Regions from separate parts of the Homo sapiens genome. Here regions 1, 2, 3 and 4 are each linked to region 5. The links are chromatin contacts, found by Hi-C or POLR2A ChIA-PET in ENCODE. All regions are on one chromosome and are shown on one strand. Each heading gives the region's core, a stretch centred on a gene start or an enhancer-like site at or near the end of the contact. The rest is flanking DNA. Distances are from core to core; before and after follow the strand shown. Region 1 holds the start of FOCAD (focadhesin). Region 2 overlaps FOCAD (focadhesin). Region 3 has its middle 17 kb from the start of MLLT3. Region 4 overlaps MLLT3 (MLLT3 super elongation complex subunit). Region 5 has its middle 210 kb from the start of SLC24A2.

Region 1 (5,410 bases), core at 1,846-4,345, 690 kb before region 5:
AGCAAGAACTCATCTGACCAAAAGGAGATTAGAAGATACCTTCTCCAGTTTAGGAGCTTCAGTGGATGCTTCATTGGTCCCCGGGCAAGTAAAAAGATAAATCTTTAAATAATAGTAATAAACTGACTATCTATGCAAGTTGGATTCTCAATTTCCTTTGGCCTAAAGAAATGTTTTCTTTCATGAACAATGGAAAGCTATACAGTATTTAAAGTCAAGGGTTTTGGAACATCTTCAAAATATATAAAACTAAAGTAACTCAGACTAATTAAATGAAAGCCAATATAAACTTTTAAAATCATAAACACAATTTTATTACTTTCAATATGACCTGAGTAGGGGGAAAAAAAAAAAAAACTATGAGGCCAGAAGTACTTAGAGGGTTACAAAAACTACATTTCAATCCATTGTTTGAAAATAGATGGGCTCTTCCACATCACTTAAAACTTTGTTGTTTCAAATCATTTACATGGAGGAAATTCACAAATATCCCTTGTCCTATCAGCTTAGCAAATCTTGTTTCTTATCATGTGGAAATAGTAACAAAACCTCCATCAATCTATTACTAATTGTGAATCACAGACTTATACTCATATAAGTATACCATACTTTATTATACCATGCATCTCTAGATCTATAGATTTCTCATCTCCTAAAGAAATACTTACTACCCACTTGATCAAAATTTAAATTATCACCCTAATTTTCTTTTTGTGCTTAAACCAAGTTCTTTGTTATACATCAAGAAATACTGATTAAGATCAAGATTTGTTATAGACTAATAATCCTTAAACTATTATTTCCTTACACTTCCTCCAAATATAGTTATTATTTCTCATTGTGGTTTTTTCCCGCTAGAAGGTTAATGTCCTCAGCTCTTGAATTTTCCCCATTAACCTTGCAATCTTGATCAGGTCCATTTCTAGAACTGAAAGATGTAACACCAACGCGGAGGGATCACTTGAGGTCAGGATTTCGAGACCAGCCTGGCCAACATGGTGAAACTCCGTCTCTACTAAAAATACAAAAATTAGCTGGGTGTGGTGGCATGCGCCTGTAATCCCAGCTACTTAGGAGGCTGAGGCAGAAGAATCACTTGAACCTGGGAGGCGGAGGTTGCAGTGAGCCGAGATCGCAGCACTGCACTCCAGCCTGGGCGACAGAGTGACCCTGTCTCCAAACAAACAAAAAAATAGCAAATGCAAAATTTTAAGAAGTTATATTTTCTTAAATTTTCCAAACTCCTAATAGTGATATTAACAATTTAATTCAACTAATCACTTGTGGACAATATCCCAAAAGTATCATGAAGCTAAGAATATTATGTCTCAGACTGTTTCATAAATCATTTTAAACGGGGAAAAAGGCCAAACGATTTACCGGTAAGCACCATCAATCAATCAACAAATGAAAAACTCTGGTTATACGTCCATGAAAATTTTGATTTCAAACTATTTATTACAGGGCGCGAGGCTGTGTTCCGCCTCCTCCAGCTCCTCCTGATAACCTTTTGGTTATCAGGCGTCAACTGGAGACAACAATCAGTTAAAATCCAGTAAATTTGGGGTTAATGAAACAAATGTTAAAATAGATATAATATTGATAAACATTAGCCAAGAGATGGTAACTACCTAACATTGATTAAGTAAGCAAATAATCAAGGCAGAGGTTTTAGCTTCCACTAATCTATAAAAGCAAGTGAAAATGCTTTGAAAATTGCATTTTTATGCAATTGTTTCAATATCATACCTTTGTATGTAACATTAAAAAGCTCATGATTACTTCATTTCAAAATTCAGATGAGTCACAGTGCTTTCTACGCAGGAATTGGATGTGAATCAAAATTGTAAACATGCACTTGCTTGGTAGTCAAAAAGTGAATGTGGACAGATACAATGTTCGTTGACACAGTAAAACATAATCATAAAATGCATCCTGTGTTTTTAAAATAGTTACTTCCTGTTAACACAGTTCAGGAAACATGCCATCTACCCTCCTCTCCTGGAAAATCTCAAAATTATACTAATCCCATTCCTCTTCTTACAGATAGGCCACTGAAACCTGGAGTCATTACTGATACAGTTATCAGGATTACACCCTCAGAGCCACGATGGTTTCAGGGATACTAGAACCTGAAAATAACAAAAAAAAAAAAAATTTCCAACTCAAATCTAGACAATAAAACTAACATATAAACTGGAATAAAACGCAGGAAATGCCGATTTTAATACCTGGTATGAGGCTGACCATTAAGGCATCCATCAAAAAAGTTTGGAATGTATGAATGAATGACTGCATGAAATTGGCAGGATTTCATTCATTTCAAAAGCTCCAAATTCAGGAACCACACTGAGATATCAGGACGCCACAGCTGAAACTAAAACTCATGAAGGGTAAATGCAACATAACTGCACGTCTCCACGCGTTAGCTGCTGCGAAAATTTCAAAACATACATCTAACATACTCTTTCTTCAAGTAATTGCCGCAAGTGCGGACGGAGCCAGAGAACTAGGAGACTGAAAACAGGCCCTGCTCACCCATAAGCCTTTGCATTATAAGTGGACATGATCTGAGTGAGTCACCGGGAATGAGAAGGAGACAGTCACCCCAGGCCAGGCAGGACGCGGCCAGAATCTCCTGCTCTGCCCCCAACTAGGGAACCGGTCGAAGGAGAGTGGGACGACTGCAACCTGCTGCAGCTAAGTATGCAAGGATCGCGCCGACCGGCTTCCGAGTCGAGATCCCACTAAGTCCCACCGCAGTCACCACAGCCAGCCCTGCCCAGGTATCTCGGAGCTCCGTAACCTCAGAAGGCCTAGTCCTCCAGAAGCTGAGAGCCCCAGCAGGACCGGACGAGGGCAAAAAGCCCCCTCCCGGCTGCCCCTCGCCGCGACGCGGCCCTGCCGCCACATGCTCCACTGCCCCGTCTCCCAGCTCAGCCCCAGCCCCGCAGGGCCTCAGCCGCCCTCCATGCAAGCCGACCGGGCCGCAGGCGGCGCGACCCGGCGGCTCCCGAGCAGGGGTGCAGCGGTGGCAGCCCGCCGCCCCGCACGGCTTACCTCCCTTCTGCCACAAGCTCAGCCCAGCGCCGGCTGCCTGACGTGGCCCGCCCCGCCGCCTCGAACGCCCGGGGGCGGGGACTGCAGGAGAGAGCCAATGGGCTGCATATCGCGAGGCCCTGTTCCGCCTCCTCCGGCTGGGGCCCGCCCTCCCCGGCTCGCGCGCACGCGCGTCTAAGGCCCGGGCCGCGCACTGCGGTTGAAAGGCGGCGTGGGCGGCGGACCCGCGCTCTGCAGCCGAGCTGGTGCGGGGAGGGCTGCGCGCGGGGGCTGGCTGTGGAGCAGCACCGCAGTGAGGAGTTAGCCCAAGGAAAATCAGATTAAAGGAAACTGCCTAGAGATGCCACTGCAGCGTGCCCGGGTAGTCCTGTTGGCAGCCTGCCCCTATGCAGCTTTTGGCAATACAGAACAGCTTCTTGGTATTTGGAGATTTTGTTTCTCGGGGGAAATAAATAATACTGATAACATTAAGGATTCAGAAAATTTAAAGCAGACAGCCGACTTGCCGCGAAGACGCTTCGTTCTTCGCCTAATAGCTACTTGGTGTCTTTACTTCATTTGGCCAACACATAACACTGCAGCTCTCCACGCCACTGTGGTATATCCACTTGTTAGATAGTCCTGAGGTAGTTCTAGCCCAAGTGTTTCTGCTGATCTAATCTGGGGGGAATTGGCGCGAGTAATTATTCTGTTACGATTTTGCGCAATACTTACTGAATGATAAACATGTATTTTCTCGTGGGGCGGGGCAGGGGCTCCCACGTGAGAAGGCTGTAACAGACAGACAGCAGCCACGATGAAACACGCTGAAAAGAGCCAGCAGAAAAAAACGAGGAGAGACTGGTATGACGGAGTGGAATTCCGGTTGTGGATGACAGAATGGAAATTTTACGCAAGATGAAAGAGTTAAGACAAATTACTCTAAAAATATCTGACTTAGTTGTTTCTAAACCCTGGGGCACCCTTAGGAAAAAATAAAAATAAAAAAACAAGTGCCTGGGCCTCATCACTTGGTTGAAAAAGGTCTGCTGCCAGATCTTGACATTGATATTTTTCTAAGTTTCCAAAGTCATTTTAATGTGTAGACAAGAAGTTCTGTTTCTCATTTGTAGGAAGAATTTGGTTCCCCATCACCTCAGAAAAGTAATTATGTATCACAGACCGTTAACAGTTTTCCCAATAACCAACTATGCATTCACCCTCTAAGAATTTATCTAAATTAATCTTGGGGCCAGGTGGGGGGGCTCACACCTGTAATCCCAGCACTTTGGGAGGCCGAGGAGGGCGGAGTTCAAGACCAGCCTAGGCAACGTGGTGAAACCCCATCTCTACTAAAAAAAACATACAAAAATTAGCCCGGCGTGGGGTTGCGCGCCTGCAGTCACGGCTACTCTACTCAGGAGGCTGAGGCAGGAGAATCGCTTGAACCCGGGAGGCGGAGGTTGCAGTGAGCCGAGGTGGCGCCACTGCACTCCAGCCTCTGATGGAGTGAGACTGTCACAATCAATCATTCAATCAATCAATATTGAACCTACTTAAAGTTATTCAACCTCTGTTATCCTTTGCTTCAAAGGAGTTTTATAAGGCTTATAATTCCCTTTTTATGGACTTTGATGATACTCTCTTTCAGTCTTCCAAATGCACCAGTATTTCTTTTAGGACTATTTTAATATTTTTTCTTCTATTCCTATATTTCTTGAGGCTCATTAGTCAAAATTATAATTAAACACATAACTCTGTAAACAGCGCTGTTCTAAGTATATAAATTTATTTAATCCACAGAACAACTTTATGAGGCAGTTACAGTTATTACCCACATTTTATAAATAAGGAACCTGAAGTACAGCAAGTGAAGCATCTTGACCAAGGTCATGCACCTACCTAATGGCCAGGCCAAAACTTGAATCCAAGCACCCTGGTGCTCAATGAGTAAACGTACTGCCTCTGTTGTAGAAAGCCTGGTTTTAGGAACACACAGGGAAATGCCCATTTAAAGAATGATATTGAGTCTACTTTTGACACCGTCTTATTATGTTCAGGCTGCTATAACAAAGTATCTTAGACTGGGTAATTTATAAACAATAAAAATTTATTGTTCACAGTTCTGCAAGCCGGGAAGTCCAAGCAAGGTGCCAGCAGATTTGGAATATGGTGAGGTTCCATTCCTCATGGATGGTGCCTTCTGTGTATCATCACAGGATAGAAGGGGAAATAGATTACCTGAAGCGTCTTTTATAAGGGCACGACAGGAGTCCTCATAACCTAATCACCTCCCAATGGCCCCACCTCTTAATCCTGTTGCATTGGAGTTTAGGCTTCAACACATTAACTTTGGGGGACACAAACATGT
Region 2 (5,289 bases), core at 786-3,285, 980 kb before region 5:
GCTTAAAACAACCTAACTTCCAAAATGTTGATATTCCATATATTCTTTTTTTTTTTTTTTTTGAGACAGAGTCTCGTTCTGTCACCAGGCTGGAGTACAGTGGTGGGATCTCGGCTCACTGCAACCTCCACCTCCCGGGTTCAAGCGATTCTCCTGCCTCAGCCTCCCGAGTAGCTGGGACTACAGGTGTGTGCCACTACGCCCAGCTAATTTTTGTACCTTTAGTAGAGACGGGGTTTCACCATGTTGGCCAGAATAGTCTCGATCTCTTGACCACATGATCCACCCGCCTCGGCCTCCCAAAGTGCTGGGATTACAGGCGTGAGCCACCGCACCTGGCCCCAAATATTCTTTAACAGTGGTTTTCAAACCTTAGGATACACCAGAATCACCTGGAGAGACAATTAAAACATAGACTCCTGGGCTCCGTCTGCAGAGTTTCTGATTCAGTAGGCCTAGATGGGGGCTCAAGAACTCACATTTCTAATCATTTCCAAGGCGATGCTGATGCTACTTATGCAAAGACCACATTCTGAGAACCACTGCCATATGATGCAGAAATTCAAGGATCTGATTGAATAGGCAAACCTGCCATAAAGTAAAATAAATGACACGAAGTCCACCAGCTATAAGGGAGCTCACAGTTCTCTAGACCATTGGTATTAGTTGGTATGCAAAACTGCCATTCAAATACAAGTGTGTCATTTGGCATGTACTTGTACTAAGAAATGATTCATTATTGATCTGCAACTCAAATTTAACAAAATATCTTGCATTTTGTTTGCTAAATCTGGCAACTTTACTGATATGCTACTTTTTGCTCATTCATCGTTTGACTTGGGCATGGGTGTGGGAAATAAATTATCCTGTGTCAGGGCTAATAGTGCTTGCTTTTCAATCAACCACCTTCTTCATTCCTAAGGATAGGATCAGGTGAAGGACAAAGTGGGAGAAATCGGGTTAAAAAGTTATTCATCCATCTATCCATCCATACAACATTTGTTAAGCACCAACCACATTAGTAGGCTGAACAAGAGGCTCAACAATGTAAATGAAATATAGTTTCCTGAAATTAACCAATAACAAAAATGAAGCAAAACTTGCTTCAGCCAAACACTGAAATCAATTATTCAATCGTAATTTCTGGCTCAATAATGAAAAAAGGTATAGAAAGATATGTTATTACCTTAGTAACCTGGGCGATCCGATTGGCATCATCATCTGTCATTTCTAAGAGGCATTTTGCTATGCTGATATACAGCTCTAGATCCTTTCTCTGATAAAGAAAAATCCCAAACATGTCAACAAACAGTGTAAAATAACAGGTCAAAATGTTCTGACAAATTATTAGATTTTCTTATCCCCATGAACAGCAGCTGATGAGATTTTAATTTTAACCAAACCAAAACATTTGGCCAATTTTTATCATTTTGAAGACATCTTTCCTGTTACTTTGTGTTTTTTTGTTTTGTTTTGTTTTGGCTATACATTTTTCTCCTTATCAAAATTCCTTCATCCCAAATAAATTTCTAACCTCTTTGTAAAATTACAATTCAGAGGTCTTTTGGGGGAGGGAAGGGCGATGCTAAATTGTTTTATATAAACAGTATATGGGAACTCATGCCCACGGATTCTCCAGGTGTAAAGCGTAAGGACTTCTGAGCCTTCTCGTCTTCTACAAGAGGCATTTGGTAAAAACGCCTAATAGCAAATTTCCTGGTGCAGCACTGGTTAAACTGCTTCTAAGCTTGCTCAAAACTTTGGTTCTAAATATTCAACCTCAATTTAGATCTTGGAAACAAATACACTCCTAGTAAAGAATGTGGTTATTTCTTGCTAGCCTTCCCACCCACATTCTTAAAACATACACCTCCCCACTTTGCCAAGAAGCCTTTAAAATATCCCAAACATAAATTGTCAGGAATGTAAATATTTTTGTTCCTCACCCGAATCTTATTTGGCAGGAGGTCAAAAATTTTCCCAGTAGCTTCAGAGAGCAGACTCCAGAGGTGGTGGGCAGGGCTGGGCAGTTTCATGGCCTGGCTCAGACCGTGTAAAGCACTTGGGCATAGCTCAGGACTTCCAAGTGGGGAAGCTGCTTTAAAAACTGCCACCATTAAATTTTCAACAAAACCCAGGATCTGTTCATCAGAGATGTGTTTTATCCACAGAGGTGCAGATATCAGGAGATATCTCTTGGTATTCAGCTGGAAGTAAAACAGAAGGGGTTGAATGTAAATAGGCAAGTCTGGGTTTGCAATGTTCAAAACCTGTACATCATCACTGTGTTTGAGGGTAGACTGAGAGATAAAAGGTTCAGGTTACTTCCTTCCCCCTTCATTTTCCCACAGCTTCACGGTCCAATGGGCCACCAATGCATGTAATTTTGGCTTCTGCAGTTACTTCTGATCCAGGGTGAATCATGTGTTTATATGGGATCTGCCAACCCATCTGTGAACTACTCAGCTTAAACCTTGGATGTTTTCAAGGTTTCAGTGACGGGAATAAAATGCTACTTCTGAAAGTACATGACAGTTACTTTTCAGTTTTAAAAGGTCACATTCTCTGGCAAGAAAAGCTCTGGAAGATGAAAGGCTCAACTGCTGAAAATCAACTAAACAGAGCATCTGATACTATTAATTTCTTCTTCTGAGAAAAAATAAGGAAGTAATAAGGAGAAGTGACATGCTGGGACCATTTATGACCAAAGTAAAACCACCAGCTGAGCACGTAGAACTGACCAGGCACCTTAGAGTTCATGAGAGCCAAGAAAGGGCATGTTAGTAACAGCTCTGTTATATGACAGACTTCAACCAAGTGGGCTTCAAAAATTCTTAGGAACATAAACATGCTACTAAAGGGGCAGCAAGTCTAAAATAAGTGATCTAAAAATAAAATCTGGCAAAATAAGTGATCTAAAAAGTAAAATCTGGCAAAAACTTTTTTGTGTGCTATTTTTGTTTTTTCAAGATAGCACACAAAAATAGGGGAGGGACAGAGGAACAATGTTTTCTGCAAATTTCTAAAAAGATCAGTGTAGTTGCATGAGTTTTCTCAAGACCTCATTTTAAAGAATATGCCATCTCAGATCATTCTATATTTAAGAAAATGAACTCACAAACTTAATTTATTAACCAAGATAACAATAAAGATAAATAATCAAAGACAAATGCACAGAGTAGCACAGATCTAAAAGATAAATGAAAGGATAAGTAAAATTTAGGAAAATTTCGAAGGCCAACCCAACAGGCTGGAAATAGGTCTGATTCAAAAGTAAGAAGGAGTGAATAGAACAGGGCTTTGAACTCAGATAGATAGAGCTCTCTCTTTTATTAGCTAGGCAAACTTTGCTTGACCTCCATTTGCCTCAGTTTATAATTCTGTTAAAATGGAAATAATAAAATGTATCTCTCAGACATGAAACAAGACAGACATAAAAAAATTCATATTGTATAATTCCATTCTAAAGAATTTCAAAAATTTATATGAAATTTATATATAATTTATATAAAATTATATAAATAAAGGTTATTTTAGAAAGGCAATACTACAAATAGAAAGCAGATTGGTGGTGGCTTGGGTCTGAAGCTGGGAGTGGGGAATGACTACAAGCAAGCACAATGGAACTTGTCAGGTGATGGAAATATTCTTGGTGATGATTGAAAAACCTGTAAAGGTACTCAAATTCATCACATTTTACACTTTAAAACAGCCATATTTTAGGCTATATAGATTATAACTCAACAAAGCTACTTTTAAAACTGTCCCGTCAGGCTGTAGAGAAATTAAGTCTGATTTCTGTAAGTACTCACTGAGTGCTTGCAGGTACCAGGTGCACAGCAAGGGCTCAGTAAGTGGCAGGCAGCTGGGAGCCACTTGGAGCAGACAGGTGGAATGAAGTTAATACCTGACAGAAAGATGCAGACCTTGATAACATCCACTTTCAATTAAAGACAGTGAGGAGGAGTAGGAAAGGTTTAAAAAAACAAAAACAGGCCCAGCGTGGTGGCTCACACCTGTAATCCCAGCACTTTGGGAGACTGAGGTGGGCAGATCACTTGAGGTCAGGAGTTCGAAACCAGCCTTGCCAACTTGGTGAAACCCCATCTCTACTAAAAATACAAAAATTAGATGGGCACGGTGGTGCACACCTATAGTCCCAGCTACTTGAGAGGCTGAGGCATGAAAATCACTTGAACCCAGGAGGCGGAGGTTGCAGTGAGTCGAGATTCTGCCACTGCACTCCAGCCTGGGCTATGGAGCGAGAAACTGTCTCAAAAACAACAACAAAAAAACAGAAACAAGGCTGAATAGGGACAAAGGCCAAGAGACTGAGGAAATGATAAGAGGGCTTTGCACTATTCTCAAACAATTAAAGCCTCCTAGGACAGAAGAATAGTCCAGATTATGGAGACAATTAAAAGATGACAGCATTTAACTTACATCAACTGGTAAACCTCTAAAGAATCATGGAATATGTTTTTCTGTTCTAGTTTGAAACCTAATCAAAATTATACATCTTTACTAACTTTACATCTTTAAACTCTCTTGCCCTATTCTTCCTATCTGCCCTTGGCCTATACGTGAAAGGTGCTAGCCCCCTCTATCAAAAACACCAGACTCGGTCATTGCTTTCTCAACGCTTTGCTCAAGCTAAACAGCCTAGTAGAGATCTTTCATGCTCTCCACTTACACTCTCCCACCTACATCCCCTGGTCCCCTTGATGTGATACCTAACCAAATCATGGCCCACCTTAATTGCTGCCTCCTCTGGGAAAGGGGAAGGATAATACATGGATAAGTCCGGTACATATGGATTTCCTTTCTCTTAATATGTACTGAAATAATTACATATACTATATAATCAAATAAACATAAGTTCAAATAATTCCACCACTTTCTAGCTATATGATCTTGAGAAAGGAACTTTAATATCTCTGATCATCATTTTCCACTTTTGGTAATAAATGGTAGCTAAAGCATGAACGGTAATGGCTATGGCAGGGTTCTGAACTATATAATTTTCCAATATGCAGGCCAGCTACTATCAAACCCTCGATTTTTGTGAAGATCTCATCTGTCTCCTCTTGACTTTGAGAACACACACCCAAATGAATGTTAATATCCTCCTAAAGAACAATATCCTCCTGTTGGCCAACACCCTTAGTTACTACATACACTCAGACTGTGGATCAGTGGTGGTGTCACCCACAAGCCCAATAGTGCAGCTGCATTCTGGGATGACTGTGCCTGGGTCACCATAATTTCAAGGCACAGTTGCTGGATCTC
Region 3 (5,493 bases), core at 432-2,931, 640 kb before region 5:
TGTGCGTGTGTGTGTGTGTGTGTGTGTGTATTTTTCCCTTGTCCCTGGGGCTTCATTTTACTTCTGTTCTCTCTCTTCCTTTTTGGCTGATAAATCCTTCTGTAACCCAGATCTCAGCTGAGATATCACCTTTATCAAGAAACCCTGTCAGTTGCTGGTATGGGGATTTGCCTAAATAACCTTGTTATGGTTATCTTAGCTTGGGAAAAGGAGAAATAAAACATGTTGAACATGTTTTGATGTAGAACATAGAATATATTTGTTTTGGGTAAACGAATTGGAGATAGTATTTTACTTGTAGGTGAGACCTGGTCACCAAAATATTTTCATTCCTAGTATTAGTTTAAACATTGCTGCTGTAAGTTAGCTATCACAGCAAATCAATAATATTTAAGTCATAGCTCCTTTCAGTGGATCTCACTAGTAAATAAGCCATTGAAAAGTATGACCATATTTATTTTTAGTGAACTAATGTTTTATAATATACATCTAGTAAAGTATACATAACTTAGTGAGTAGTCTGATGAATTCTGATGACTGTATACCTCTGGGTAACCAATATCCCAACTGGTTTCCAAAGTAGAACTTTTCCAGCACCCCAAATAATTCCTTTGTGCCTTTTTGGTCAATTCCTCTAAAATGCAGTTACTGTTCTAATTTCTACCACAATTCATTGGTTTCGCATGTGTTGGAATGCCATGTAAGTAGAATCAGATAGTATATGTATATTCATGTATTTTGCTTCTTTTGCTCAACATAACGTTTTTCAGATTCATTTATGTTGTTGCATATATGAGTAGTTCATTCTTATTTTATTACTGAACAGTATTCCAATGTAGTATATGTGGCACAATTTATCCATTTTACCAATTTTCATATTGGTGGACATACGGACTATTCCCTATTTTGGCCTATAACAAATAAATCTACTATGAACATTCTTACGTAAGTCTTTTTGTGAAGATATGTCTTTATGTTTCATAAACACCTAGAAGTTGAATCCAGATGGATCATAGAATAGGTATATTTTTATCTTTATTAGAAACTGTTAAACAGTTTATCAAAGATTGGTATTATTTTATACTCCAACTAGAAATGTATGCAAATTCTACTTGTTCCACATCCACATCAAAATCTAGTGTGTCAATCTTTTTAATGTTTGTCCTTTTAGAAGTGTGAAATGATTTCTCATTGCAGTTTTCACTTGCATTTCCCTAATGATTAAAAATGCTGAGCACCTTTTCTACATGTCTGTCCTGGAATCTTTAAAGTGTGGCTCTTGTTCTCATTCTTACAAAATGGTGCTGGAGCTCTAGCTGTCACTGCGCCGTAGGCAGAAGGAGGAACAAAGGGTCCAGATCTTACAGTCATGTATCTGCTGAGTCTTTCTCAGAAGCCTCACCCATGGGCTTCTCTTTCTATCTCATTGGTCAAAATTATGTCACATGCCTAACCAATCTGCCAGGAAGGCTGGGTAAAGCAATTTTTTAAGCAGATCTTCCAGGTTTCTATTACTGTGAAACAAACCAACTCAAAAGTTAATGGCTTAGAATGAAAATGTGTTTTTCTCACAAATAGGCCATTTGGGCAAAGCTTAGCAGAGACAGCTTGTCTCTGCTTCACTTGGCATCAGCCTAGAGGCAATTGTTGCTGGCTGCCGGCCAAGAAGACTCACACAGTTGGAACTGTGGTTAGAACACCTACACATGAGCTTTTCATGTGGGTTCTTGGATTCCCACACCACGATAGCTGAGTCCCAAGGGTGAGGGTCCCAAGAGAGACTGAGGTAGAAACCATATCGCCTTTTATGACCTGGAAGTCACACATTATCACTTGTGCTGTATTCTATTCATTGTGGAAAATACAAAGGTCTGCCTGGTTAAAGGGGAAGAGAAGTCGATTTTACAACTTGATCTGGGGGTGGCGAGGTATGGAAGAGCAAGTGGACCAAAATATTGCTGTGGGCTGGGCCCAGTGGCTCACGCCTATAATCCCAGCTCTTTGGGAGGCCGAGGCAGGTGGATCATTTGAGGTCAGGAATTTGAGACCAGCCTGGCCAACATGGTGAAACCCCGTCTCTACTGAAAAAATACAAAAATTAGCCAGATGTAGTGGCGCATGCCTGTAATCCCAACTACTTCAGGAGGCTGAGGCGGGAGAATAGCTTGAACCTGGGAGGCGGAGGTTGCAGTGAGCCGAGATCGTGCCACTGCACCCCAGCCTGAGCGACAAGACTGAGATTCCATCTCAAAAACAAAAAAAACAAAAAACAAAATATTACTGTGGCCATTTTGGGGAAATACAATCTGCTACAATTGGGCATGTTGCTTACCCCTAACTAAGCTGGGATTCTCTTCACAAGAAAGATGTGGCGAATAAATATTGGGTAGGCAAGCTGAGTTTCTGTCATGTTCTTTACACATATAACATTATAATTGTTTGCTTTCCACTAGACTGTAAACTCCATAAAGACAGCAGCCAGATTTGTCCATCTGTCTTTATTAATTATTGGTTCCTTAGGGCCTAAGGAAAAAAAAATAGGCATTCAAGAAATATTTCTCAATGAACAAGTATTAAACTAAATAAAACCATATATAGAATATCAGTTTTAGAAAATAAACTGTGATGAAACATTAGGAAAGAATGTAAAAATTGAAATTTTAAGTCAATAACCTGCCAGCCTGGAGCTGGGAGCTGTGGCTCACACCTGTAATCTCAGCACTTTGGGAGGCTGGGACAGGTAGATCGCTTGAGCTCAGGAGTTTGGGACCAGCCTGGGCAACGTGGCAAAACCCTGTCTTTACAAAAAATACAAAAATTTGTCAGGTGTGGTGGTGCATGGCTGTAGTCCCAGCTACTCAGGAGGCTGAGTTGGGAGGATCACTTGAGCCCAGGAGGTTGACGCTGCAGTGAGCCATGATTATGTCACTGTACATCAGCCTGGGTGACATAGTGAGACCCTATGACAATAAATAAGTAAATAAATAAATAAAAACCTATCAGGCTGGGCAACATAGTAAGACCCTATCTCTACAAAAATCTTTTTAAAAAATTAGCTGAGTGTGGTGGCATGCACCTGCAGTGGCAGCTATTTGGGAGGCTGAGGTGGGAGGATCACTTGAGCCCAGGAGTTCAAGGCTGCAGTGAGCCATGATCACAGCACTGCATTCCAGCCTGGGGGATAGAGTGAGATTGTCTCTAAAAAAAAGTCAATAACCTGCAGAAAGCCCAATAAACATATATGCTAAGGATTAAAACAAATCTCATTCTACTTTTTAAAATAAAAAACAAAATAAAGTGCTATTTAGTGAGGCAATCAGAGACCAAAAGCCAGTCCTTATGACTTTTCTATACATTACTTTACATTGGTTTAGAATATCCAGCCATTGACCATTATTTGCTATTGTTGGAGACAGTTTGGAAAATGCATGCTCCCTGATCCTTACTGGATCAGTATTGAGGTCAAGAATTTGTTCATTCTGTGAACTATCTCTTCTTCATCCTTAAGTACATTTTTAGCTTACATAGTTTAAAATCTTTATTTTCTCTTTTTATTTATTTATTGATTTATTTATTATTTATTTATTGCTTTTTAGTTTTAGAGACAAGGTCTCATTCAGTTACCCAGGCTGGAGTGCAGTGGCACTATCATAGCCCACTGTAACCTCAAACTCCTGGACTCAAGCAATCCTCCCACTTCAGCTTCCCGAGTACCTGGGACTACACGTGCACACCACCATGCCCAGCTAATTAAAAGAAAAAAAATTCCTTGTAGAGACGGGGTTTCTCTGTGTTTCCCAGGGCGGTCTCTAATTTCTGGCCTCAAGCAATCTTTCCACCTCAGCCTCCCAAACTGCTGAGATTATAGACATTAGCCACTGCACCCAGCCTTAACATTTTTTGACTTATGTTGTTTCATATATTTAAATATTTTCATCGTTTTCATTGGTTTCATATTCCCTTTTGAAGAGCTCTTCAATGTTTTGTTTTTCTTTTTCTGGTCCATTTAATAACTAGTTTGCCAGTAACCATGGCTTTGCATGGCACGTTCCTGAGGACTGTGACAAATATTCTCATACTGTGATCTGATTATATCATACCTCTGCTCAAATTTTTTCAGTGGTTTCTTGTCAGGCATAGAAAACTCTTAATCTGTTGAGCATGAACAGAATACCCTTTCTGAGGAGATTCCTCATCTCCCAACACTTTCCTTCAGTCAGACCTTAGAATAAGTATAGCTACTGAGCTTGCCATACCTTCTCCTTTCTCAGTGCCCCCCCACCCCCACCCTTCCTAGTGTCTTTCCAGGCTGAAGGAAGAATATCTGTTAAATGTTTGCTCCCAATTTCATTCTCATCCTTGTGACACCCTCTCCTCATCCTTGTGATAAACTCTTACCCTCCAGTATCATCTCAAGTGTTAATGCCTCAGTTATTCTTTCTCTAAGCTCCCATCTCAGATTGGGTGCATTTTCCTTGTCTTGTATTTGAATATGCAAATCTCAATTAGGCTTTTTTTTTTTTTTTTTTTTTTTTTACTTTCTCACAGCAAGTAGTTCTACACAAAATCTAGGTGGAAGAAACCAAGCACAATCATTTATTTAAATAGTATTTATTGTTTCTTCCTCTCTCTATGTCTTTTTATAGGAGAAGCGAGATATGAATTGGGGGGAGAGGAATCCTACTCTGTTGTTGGCTCTTTTTTTACCTACTATTGGCCAAAGAAGAAGACAGGTGGAGAGTAGTGATGCTCCTCCTGGAATGCCAAGGTGGAAGAGAAAAGCAAGTGATTTGAGAGGTGATTGCATAAGCTTAGACTCAAAGGCCCTGCTGATATATTTCCTATCTTTTACTTGCATCCTTCACCACATGAAGGAGGTTTTAGGGTATTTTTCACATCTGCCCATGGGACAACCCAGCCATTTTCTCTGTCCTCTGGGCTCCCTGCCTTGACAGAGTCTTCTTAGTGTGGTGCTGTCACAACAAGGCTGTTACTGTGATTGAAAGGAAAAGGCCAAAAGACACAGACAACGGAAGTTTATTTAATAGCCATGAATATATAAATGTACAGAAACAGTCAGACAAAGCAGAAAACAACATAAAGTACTCCCAGTTGGATTTACAGACTTTTCAAGTTCGCCACTGGGTCCTACTTAGGAAGAGTGAGTCATCTTCTAAGCCATTTTATCAGAGGATTTCCAATCCCCCTGCTCCTCCCTCTGCCTTTCTGAAGATTCTGCAATTGCCTTGCAGCTCTCCAGCTGCAAGCAACTGATGCAAATCAACCCTAGTACATTCCAGAGTGTTTATTGGGAGACTAGGTGAGTTGAAGGTGAATTTCTACTTGTAGCGTCTATAAGTAGAGCATCTTGTAGCAGGCCCAGATTTCAGGGTTGCTTTTGTTTGGTCCATTTCTACACATGGTGTTTCTATATTTACTAGAGTTATCCCTGCACTGTTATAAGAGAGAAAACATGTTAATAGCCTGGAGTAT
Region 4 (5,205 bases), core at 2,554-5,053, 560 kb before region 5:
ATTCTTCTGCCATTAAACATATTTACTCCTTTTTTTCTTGTCACTCTTTTTTTGCATTTGCAGTTTCTTTTATTACACTTTTGAATTTGCTTAACCAAATTGTCTCTGAAATTATCTTTGCTGGTGCTAAGGGTCCATTGGTGGGTTGTTTATATTTATGAAGTAGTTTATTAAAATCTGTTAGTGTCATAGATCAAATTTTAAATTCCTTTACATGTTACTTTTGAGGTGCAAAGCTAGAAGTGTAAATTATTTCTAAACTTTTTTTTTTGGTGAGGATTGCATGAATGATGGTGGTGGTAGAGGTAGTGGTGGGAGTGGAAACAGCGATAGCAGAATTCAACCGCATTTTTAATTACTGTCATGGTATATTTTTGCTTTTGGTTCTGTGTAGCCAATGGCTGGAAACTTATAGTGATTGTGAAACTAGTATTACTATGGAAGCTACTGAGTCACTTAGTATAATAGCCCTTTTCACAAGCATAACTTGCATTACATGGTAAATGTTGACATGCATGGCTTTATATATCTCCTCAGTATAAATGGGATTAAATAAAGCATGAAAATATGACATAAAATATTTATAGAAAGATAATATTTAAATTATTGTGTCTGAGGTTAGGCTTAGGATTCTCTCCATCTCCCCTTGGTGATGTCCTTACTTCTGTTCCCTAATCTCTGCCCCCCCACCCCTCAAACCCAAACAAACCAAAACCCCAAAACTCTACATTCTTCAAAAGGATCAGAGAAAGTTAATTATAGTGATACGCAGCGAGTAGGACAATCATAGCTGTTGGTCTGTCCCAAAGCCTACAGAGGGTTCTTATTTCATAAGCAGAGATAATTTGTTTTTCTCTGTGTGCCATATGGTTTTGCAACTGCAGAGATCAAACAGATTTGTGGATGTAAACTTCAGTTCTGTACTTAAAAAACTTTGAGTCGTGTGGAGATTTTCATAATGTGCTTGAATCATTGATGCCAACCAGGTCTGTTGGAGTCAAGGATCTCTTGTCAGTTCTGTAAGCAACCATGTGTGGTGGTTTTTATTTGCCTTGGACTTTAAAGACAACTTTGGAAAGGAAACTTGGACACAGATTGTCAACTGGAATGCAATGATTGTCTTTTGCTATAAGGACGATGATTAAAACCAGCAATCATTAGCATAGAAGGATAATAGTTCTGAGGCTGCCCAGGTGGTCTCTGGAAAAGATTGGAGTTTTTTCTTAATCAGAAAAGTTTTAATTACACGAATTTATTTTGGGATTAATTATTTTGGGGATAGTCTTCAGAATGAAGAGTTTGAGTATCTTGATTGCTATTTTTAAAATGAGAAAAAAATGTAAGTGTGCCAATGATTTCCCTCATTTTTTGTCTATATATATAGTGCTCTGTCCTGCTGGTCTCAGTGTATATAATTTTTAATACAGTGCTCCATTGATCTAAAGTAGATACATGTTAACTAGAGAAATAAAATGCATGTGCTTGTGCACACACGCGTGTGTGTGCGTGCATGCATGTGTAACCTGGAGAAAAGTACAGGAGGCAGCACACACACACACAAAATAAAGTAGATACATGTTCCCTGGTCCCTTTGCTTTTCAGTTATAACATTTAACAGTATACCTAAATTATCTAAACTGTCTCAATTTATAGATATAACATTTGATAGTGTCTAATATTTCAAATATTTCGAGGTAGCTAGAAGAGAGGATTTGAAATGTTACCAATACGTAGAAATGATAAGCATGCAAGGTGATGACACCCCAAATTCCCTGACTTGATTGTTACACAATCTGTATGTGTAAAAAATACTCACATGTACCCCATAAATATGTAAAATATTATGTATCAATGAAAGAAAAATAATAAAAATAGAATAAAAAATTTTTTAATAAGAGTGTAAGGCTATCCTCTCTGCATAGAATGCTGTCTCCTGTTAGCCCACAATGCTCCCCGCCCACAATCCTTAAAATCTTAGATGAAATGTTATTCCCTGAGGACCTTCACACCCAGCTTCTTCTACTATTAGGTTTTCGGGCACACCCTATATCTACTTCTTTTGTGCATCAACATCACGTTTGTAAAAATTCTTTAATTTTGGCTTACTCCCTTGCTGTTTATCTAGCTCCAAAGAGCAGGAACTGTTTGTCTTGTTTTTGCTCTTTTCCCCAACTCATGGCTCATAATGGGTGCTCAGTAAATATGTGTTGAATGAATGACAGTATAGTTGGTATAAATCATGCTTATTTAGTATGTAAGATATAATATGTTTTCTTTTGCTAATTTTCGTATACATCATCTTTCAAAATAGTAGTTGTGGCTTTTTGCCTCCTTCTTTTAAAAATGACTACATACCTTCTGTTTGCATGTATTGAAGGGATCTGGTGTCTGGGTATCCAGATGTTATTTCTGATTTTTTTTTCTTCACTTTAACTTATGCATGGCAGCTATTATTTTGCTATTTCCCAGGCTTATAATTCCAGAACCCTCAGCAGGAATAAGCAGACAGTAATGAATTTCTATGTCAACTTCACAATATGTTTCATTTTTGTTGGTACAGAAAACAACACCTGAGACTGCTTGAAAAGTACAGGTTTATAGTGTGAGCTTTTAGGAATCATGTTATCCAAGTCTCCCTTATTTTATATCTGAAGAAACCAGTGGCACAGAGAATGTATCTGGTGTTGCCCAAAGTAAAATGACTAGTCTGGTTTGTGTTTACGTAGGGTTAAGAACATAGTCACTTGCTTCTGTGTTAGTACTCTTGCTGCTACAAAATCCTTGTATTTGTCAGAAAGTCAGTCTTTCTTTTTACCAAAACTATGTTGTGCATATTGAACATTCAGGAGTGACTATTCCATAAAATATGTATTTTATGCTCTCTCAGGCAGTGGTGATAACAGGTACACAACATTTGACAGCACAGAGTAATTTATCCTACATGACTCAGGTGGAGGAGGCACTCAAATTAAAGGATGCCATGTGATGCATTTCAAAGGGGTGAAGTGATTTGGCCAAAGGCTCTGCCATAGTAAAATTGGTCACCATGCCTCTGCCTACCCCTGCAAAAGGCATTGGCTTTGAAATAAATATCCCCATATAATAAACTCAGCAACTTATCAGATAAGTTAATGTGGAGTGCCAAAATAAAGAGAAGTTTTATTCTTCCGGAGTGCTATTCTTACCCTTTGCACTGGTGTAAAATGCCCCCACCCCTCTGCTTTCACAAAAACAGCTTGGAAACTGGAATGGCAACTTGAACACCACTTACTTTAACCAGTTAACAAAAGCTTTGTTTATTTTATGTTTCCTTTTAATAGCAAAAGTTAAAAGTGTCTCAGCTTTTAAAAGTACTCATACATATGTTTTGCAAAGGAGTATCCTTTGCTCTCTTTAGGAACACAAATATTCCAAAATACTTATATCAGTATTTTAAAATGGAATCGTATTATAAAGTATAACTTTACTTTTATATAAAATTATTTTTAGTAAAAACAAATTAGCAAAACTGCTCAGTGAATGATTCCCGAGAGACCATATCCCATGAAGCCCCATTTTCCTGCTACAGGGTTCCTGGGCCATAAAGGTGGACCTGGAACAGGATAAAACAACCATTGTGCTACAGTCTACCCTCATCATTCAGCCTTTTAGTGAAAAAGACAAGCAGCCGTCAGGGTGATTCAGACCCTTCACCAGGACTGTGACTAAGCTATGAGAAAGATGCTCTCCCCTTCCTTTCTGTTTGTAATGCTGGCAAGTTTCAAATCCGAAACAGTTTGTAGTCATGGTCCCAGTCTTGTGGAAACAGAGCTTGCTGATGCAAATGATGCCAACAGTTTCTCATAGTGGGCAAAGTAAGTATGAATTGCATTTGCTAAGTGATATTCCAGGGATGTCCTTCAGGCAGTGGTCATAAAACTACAGTGTACTTAAGAATTCCCTGGGGGTTTGTTTAAAAATGCAGATTCTTGATCTCTACCCCAGACTGAGTCAGCCTCTCTAGGGGTCCAGGAATCTGTATTTCACACAAATATCTCAGCTGAGTTTAATGCTTTTGGGTGCTGTTGAATTGATAAGAGCCTATTCTTCAACTTGGCAGCTGAGGATGTGATGCTGGCTTGCATTTAGGCACAAGTGAGGTTTAGGTTTATTGCAATGAAAAAGTTATATTGCAGTTCGGGTTGGAAAGATGCTTCCTGGTTGGGTGCAGTGGCTCACGTCTGTAATCACAGCACTTTGGGAGGCTGAGGCAGGCAGGCAGGCAGATCACTTGAGGTTAGGCACTTGAGATCAGCCTGGCCAACATGGTGAAACCCTGTCTCTACCAAAACAAAAACAAAAACAAAAAATAATTGCTTCTGAAGGCCAAATATGGGGCTGCGTTTATTAGGGCAAATCATTTGTTAAAAAGAAACATTCTTTCCTGAAGATATGATTTTGGGGATGGTTGTTGTAGTGGTCGCTGAAATCAATGGTTCTGTGTTCATACACCTGCCAGCCCATGTTCTCCAGAGCTGCTGTTTAGTACTGTCCTTGGCTTCCTTCTTGCAGCCTCTTTTTCTGTTTTCAACCAACTGTAAAAAGTGAACTACAGCCAACTGTAGGCCTGAACAACTGGAGAGGAGAGGAATAGGCAGTGATGTCTGTATCAATCGTCTATCCAGTTATTTTTTGGTTTTCTTTGGTTATCAATATAGGTTATCCCCCTCTAATTATTTTCCATGTATTGTCTCTTGATTCAAGATAAGGAATGAATGAAGCCCTGGGAATAGAAAGTGTGACCTTCTCCCAGCAGTTTCTTCCCAGGACTTGCCCTCTCCCGGTACTTTTTGCCACTAGATTTTTCTGTTTCTGAAACAGGGTAGAATTACTCGCTAATTAAAATACCTTTGCTAGTGTTTCTCTTCCTTAACCCCAGTTGATTTACACAGAGTTTTTATGGACCGTATTATATTCTCACTAGTGCCTTTCTCTAGGAAGGGACTAATGGGGTTCATAGATATTCTTGTTTGTTTCTTGCAAGTAAGCAGTGCCCTGAAATAGGTGAGGAAGTAGCAATTTATAAAGATGTGGGCTAGTGTCTACACAGTAAAAATCTGGACCAGGTGTGGTGATAGTCACTGTAGTAGAAATTTTGGTGGGGGCAATAACGATGATGTGGCAAAAACTGTCAAGCAGGGCTTTAAAGGTTTTAGCTATATTAAT
Region 5 (4,866 bases), core at 634-3,133:
GCAACTGCCACGTTTGCATTTGATTGTTTATTTTTAAAGTGAGGGTGGGCCCATTAGAGCAATGGATGGGGAGAGAAAGGGCCTCAAAACGTGATCTTTGCTCTTGGATACCAAGATAATATTCATCTTACTATCCATTAGGGTCAGATGACCCTTCTAAGCTTAAAAAGCAATAATTCCAAGTTATGCTTCCTGCCTCCTTCCGTCCTCCACACCCTCTCATACATAACTTTTCTGTCTCAACAGTGATCCTGTTTTTCCCATGAAAGTTTTCTCTGTGTATAGAGGAGGAACAGTCTCACATTTTACTGTTAACTTAGTCTCTAGGGCATGTATATTTCCTGTCTTTATGCTTAAGGCAAAACTGGGGTCCATTCTTTAGTTCAAAATCAGAGCCTTAAAATTATATAACACTGACACATAAGAAACTCCAGTGCAAAAAAATGTGGCAGATATGGAGACTGCGGGAGAAGAGATCCATGTGTCGTGAGTTCCTGATCTTCACTGAGCTCCTACAGCAGTTATTGTTTGTTGCCAGGTGGTCTATTCTCAGGGCCGTTTGTGTTCTGATGTTTCTCCCTTGTCCTCCAATGAGACTGGATAAACTTTTTGAAGATAGAGTTTATACCTATACAATGTTTATCAAGAACTGGCACAAAAGTCTCTGAAACTCCAGTTGAAGGTATGTTTTCACCCTCTGATGATTATAGGGCAGTCTGGATCCAACCTGCCTAGGTCAAATTCTGTCTCTGCTACTAACTAGCTGCATACTAGCTACTTGGGCAAGATTCCTCCAATTCCTTATCCATAAAATAGGGAACTGTTATGAGCAAAGTCCATGTAATATGCTTAGCACAGTTTCTGGCACCTAATGGTACTTCAAAAGGTGAAATAATAATGTTCATTAAGTGCCAACCATTTCCATACATACTAGTTTAAAATCTTTTAAAGTAGGAATTATTACCTCCATTTTACAGCTAGAAAAATAGTAAATCAGAGAAATGTGGTTTTTTAGTTGCAGATCGATCACAAAGTGAGCAGCAGCACAGGTCTGTGTAACCCCAAAGACTGAGACTCCAGCACAGGTCTGTGTAACCCCAAAGACTGCAGTCTCTGAACCTCTCCACACTGTCTTGAACATTCAGGCCATTAAGACCCTGAACTGGGGAACTCCTAGTCTAGCTCTTTAGTCACTTGGCAAAATTGCCACCAGTGACCCGGATGAAGAGGTTGAAAACAGGCCCCTTCTAGACTTTGATTCTCAGCCATGGGTGTTGACTGCTTTGTGCCTCCTGGGTCCCCCTGATGAAACTCTGTGACTCTGGCTCAGGATGACTGTAAGGCAGGACACAGGAGGTCAGCCCTGTAATTCCATAACTGCTCACTCACTGACTGCTTAGTGAGAAACCATGATGACAGCTGGGATCCTTTCCGTGATGAGTAATTACCCTGTCACACAAATCTATTTAGACCACATCCTTCTGGGGTACAACCACCAGTTGATTTAAAATGCAAACCTTTTGTAGCTCATTGCCATGAGGATGAAATATAGAGTTTACTCAGACTTTTCTTTGTTGGAGTATTTATTGTAAATCATTAGTTACTATGAGTTGCTACCCATACATCAAGCAATTCCTACCTAGCCCTGAGTGCTGAAAGAATTCTCTGTGCTTTTCTAGAAAAGGTACCATTTGTCCAAGAATATAATTACTGTATACTTTTTAAAAATCCCAAGCTCATATATTTGTGTAGAGAAACTCAGGCCCAAGGACACCCAATTAACTGGGAACACTCAGTGTGGTTTTCAATACAGGAACCACAAGTCTTCAGGGATGTTAATGAACATGGATAATAAATGCCTCACCTACTACTCAGGCTTCCAGCCAGGGAGGCGAAGGAGTGACAGGCAAAGCCGTGGCTCCCTGCTCCAAGTCTTGCACTAAACACTTTATATAGGTCTTTAATTCTCCCAATAGCCCCAGTGGGTAGGCATTAGCATCTTCATTTTACAGATGAACAAATTGGGGATCCCCATCTTACACCATGAAGCAGTGGAACCAAAACTCATACTGAAAATAATTGACTTTCCCAAGTCTCTCTGCTATATCACCACACACAAAGAGACTTGCAGCCCCAGCTAGCTTATTTCTGGCTTCTGCTGGTCTGATTCTTCTGTGGGTGGCTTTAGAACAAATAGGATGGCTGAGGTCCCCCATCATCAGGGCTGCCGTTGAACATGAAGGAGGAAAGCTGCTATGTATAGCAAGCATTTTTATCTTGCCACCAACAAAGATCAAGCACACAAAATCTGAATCCCCCCAGGGGTGGGAGAAGGAGTGAGTTTCTATTTCTCCCAGACCATTCTGTCCAGAGCACACAGCAATATGGGCAGACAATTAGTATGAACGGATTTGAGCAAAACAGCAAATCTGATTGATGCTGAAAGCACACCCATGTGGGAGCACACAAAGGGATGGAGAAGAGGGGTGGTCATAGGAAGCGGGGCCTGCTTAAAAATTCTAATCCTCATAAGCTTCTGAGGAAGCTGCTCTTTTCACTGGGCAGGTTTTTAATATTTATTGCTGGGGGCTGTTTTAATCCTAATGAAAATAGCATGTCCCTAGGAAAAGAAATGCTGGAGCTACAATGAATGAATGTGGCTCTGGCATTTAAAATGTCTCACAAGGCTCACAGAGGGTAGAGGTGACCCGGAAGTGAATCATTGACAGGCTTCAGGAAGTACTGCTGCCAGAAGGAAGTTGAGCTCAAAACAGGGTATGTGTGGGCGAGTTCAGGCTGAGTTAACCCCTGAATGGGTCTGAATGGAAGACCCATTTCTGAAGAGGGGCACACTCAGAGTTCATCTGCCAGAGTTTGAATCCTAGCCCTGCCATGTCTAAATCTCAATCTCCCATCTCTAAAATGGAGAAAATGATAATTACAGATTTTGTTGTTTCATTGTGAAGACCAATTGAGACAATGAATGTAAATTACTTACCACAGCTTCCGGCACAGAGTAAGTGCTAAATAGTGAGAGATGCATTATTATTAATATAATTTTTATTATTGTATGGCTTATCCTTAATAGTATTGGCTTTTTTCCCAAAAATATAAGGATGCCAGGTATGAACTAAGAGATAGTAACTAGGAGGGCCTATTGGAAAGAGCCAGAGAAAATTAATGCTGAATCTTCTATTGATAAAATTCTGATTCAAATCTGATTCAAACTGAGAAGGAAATAAGAGCTTCTCTTTTGCAGTGAGGGACACAGGCAAATTAACTATTTATCCAAATACAGTTTCATTGGCAAATAAAATGTGTTGCCTGAGTCCAACCATGTCATCAAGTAAGATCTCAACAGAGCTGAATCTGTGTGTAATTCTGAAGACTGGAGTTTGTCTTGCTCACTCCTAGCTGCTGTTGTACGCCTGTTTTTTCATGAGTGGAATCATTTCTAACCACTCAGTAAATTCTCTCTGTTTACCTCTCCCCTTCTATAATAGTGGATCTGTGACTGGGGTTTCCCTTTCTGTTGTTGGGTGAGTCTGACACTTGCTGAGAGTGTGCTGAATGATCCTGACCACCTCCTCTGATCTTCTTGGGCTCACAAATGGGGACCTCAGTTCCTCACTCCAAGGAATAGCTTAAGAATGTAAAAGGTATCATGACCTAAACTAATATGGTACGTCCACTTCCATATGAAAGTCAAAATCAAAGTTGTATCAAACTGTAAAGTAAACTTACTTTTTGAGGTGACATAAAGCTTAAATGGGTACTGGAATTATCTTTATTCTAATTTCTCTCTTTCTCTTTCTCTTTCTTTCTGTGCCCCTGCTTTGCTGGTTCCCTAAACTCACACCTAGTCTGATTATTGCAAATCTAGCACCAAGACCAGATTCCAAAAATTATTAAGAAGAAACAGTAAAATTGTGATGACTAAGTTCTAAATCTCTCTTCTTGTCTTGAGGAAAATGCTCTGTGCTCTCTCTCGTAATTATTCTCAAGAAGCATGCCTAGTTGAAGAGCTCAGCAAATTGTTTGCTTTTTTTGCCTTTTTTTTTTCACCATCTTTTGCCTGCAATAATGGACAGTCTCCCAACTCGTTGTCTCCCTCTCTTTTGTCTTGTTCTCCTTTACTTCATTCTCCATGCTTTTACCACTGAGCGCTTTCTAAAATTCAAATCTAATAATGTTGCTACTTAGTTTAATACCTTCTAATGGCTCCTTATAACTAGAGCTACAATTCTCAAACCAGGGAAACGTACCACTTGGGGTAAGGTGTTACTCGTTATGGAGGGTGTGAAGGCATAGGATAATCATGATGGATCTCCTTTTTTTTTTTTTTTTTTTTTTGAGACGGAGTCTCACTCTTGTCACCCAGGCTGGAGTGGTGCAGTGGCACCATCTCGGCTCACTGCAACCTCCACCTCCCAGGTTCAAGCGATTCTCCTCCCTCAACCTCCTGAGTAGCTGGGATTCCAGGCACCTGCCAGCATGCCTGGCTTAGTTTTGTATTTTTTTAGTAGAGACAGGATTTCACCATGTTGGCCAGGCTGGTCTTGAACTCCTGACCTCAGGTGATCCACGCACCTCAGCCTCCCAAAGTGTGGGATTACAGGCATAAGCCACCGCACCTGGCATTGATGGATCTTCTTTAACGCCAAGAGTGATGAATGTGATGTATTCATATATTAACAAATATAAATATGTTACGGAGTGGAACACATAATCGACTCAAATATTAGAGACTAAATATGGTATTTCAGAGGAATTTCACAGGAGTCACTGGCTTCTGACCATGCCCCAGGACTTATGAAAATATTCAATCACTCTCCTAAAACAGAATAGAAAAGTTGGTGAAGCATT

What was found. A loop is a pair of places that touch in the nucleus more often than their neighbours do. ChIA-PET counts read pairs that join two places held with the same protein, here RNA polymerase II (POLR2A). Pooled maps may share reads with other maps.
Region 1: a loop to region 5 is called in a pooled map, with 13 times the contacts of the local background. The contact joins the promoter of FOCAD here to the enhancer-like site in region 5. A Hi-C loop is called at or near these places in 10 of 50 pooled maps. POLR2A ChIA-PET finds 5 or more read pairs at or near these places in 5 of 52 experiments (BJ, activated CD4-positive, alpha-beta T cell, activated CD4-positive, alpha-beta memory T cell and 2 more).
Region 2: a pooled map shows a loop between it and region 5 (2.8-fold over the local background). The contact joins two enhancer-like sites. A Hi-C loop is called at or near these places in 1 of 37 single-sample maps with no recorded cell type and 2 of 50 pooled maps. POLR2A ChIA-PET finds 5 or more read pairs at or near these places in 2 of 52 experiments (PC-9 and activated T-cell).
Region 3: a map with no recorded cell type shows a loop between it and region 5 (20-fold over the local background). The contact joins two enhancer-like sites. A Hi-C loop is called at or near these places in 3 of 37 single-sample maps with no recorded cell type and 3 of 50 pooled maps.
Region 4: a loop to region 5 is called in a pooled map, with 7 times the contacts of the local background. The contact joins two enhancer-like sites. A Hi-C loop is called at or near these places in 6 of 37 single-sample maps with no recorded cell type and 12 of 50 pooled maps.

What each region holds. Positions count from the first base shown.
Region 1 is chr9:20,681,944-20,687,353 of GRCh38, reverse strand. It overlaps FOCAD (focadhesin), which reads right to left and starts at 3,095. Exons shown (of 44, transcript NM_001375567.1): 1 at 3,061-3,095. It overlaps FOCAD-AS1 (FOCAD antisense RNA 1), which reads left to right and starts at 2,604. Exons shown (of 2, transcript NR_121601.1): 1 at 2,604-2,786; 2 at 3,813-4,052. RefSeq lists an enhancer at 2,653-3,393 and a silencer at 2,793-3,492.
Region 2 is chr9:20,978,344-20,983,632 of GRCh38, reverse strand. FOCAD (focadhesin) reads right to left here. Exons shown (of 44, transcript NM_001375567.1): 37 at 5,179-5,289; 38 at 1,947-2,207; 39 at 1,187-1,276. Among named protein-coding and RNA genes, the nearest start is that of HACD4, 51 kb to the left of the region's middle. Within about 2 kb of position 2,035, at least 8 of the 41 ENCODE cell types and tissues checked have a DNase peak (open chromatin) inside an H3K27ac peak, as active enhancers do.
Region 3 is chr9:20,636,804-20,642,296 of GRCh38, reverse strand. No RefSeq gene overlaps it. Among named protein-coding and RNA genes, the nearest start is that of MLLT3, 17 kb to the right of the region's middle. Within about 2 kb of position 1,681, at least 2 of the 41 ENCODE cell types and tissues checked have a DNase peak (open chromatin) inside an H3K27ac peak, as active enhancers do.
Region 4 is chr9:20,557,434-20,562,638 of GRCh38, reverse strand. The region is part of intron 2 of MLLT3 (MLLT3 super elongation complex subunit); the gene reads left to right. Among named protein-coding and RNA genes, the nearest start is that of MIR4474, 58 kb to the right of the region's middle. Within about 2 kb of position 3,803, at least 5 of the 41 ENCODE cell types and tissues checked have a DNase peak (open chromatin) inside an H3K27ac peak, as active enhancers do.
Region 5 is chr9:19,996,233-20,001,098 of GRCh38, reverse strand. It overlaps a transcript of SLC24A2 not described here. Among named protein-coding and RNA genes, the nearest start is that of SLC24A2, 210 kb to the right of the region's middle. RefSeq lists an enhancer at 600-1,799. Within about 2 kb of position 1,883, at least 4 of the 41 ENCODE cell types and tissues checked have a DNase peak (open chromatin) inside an H3K27ac peak, as active enhancers do.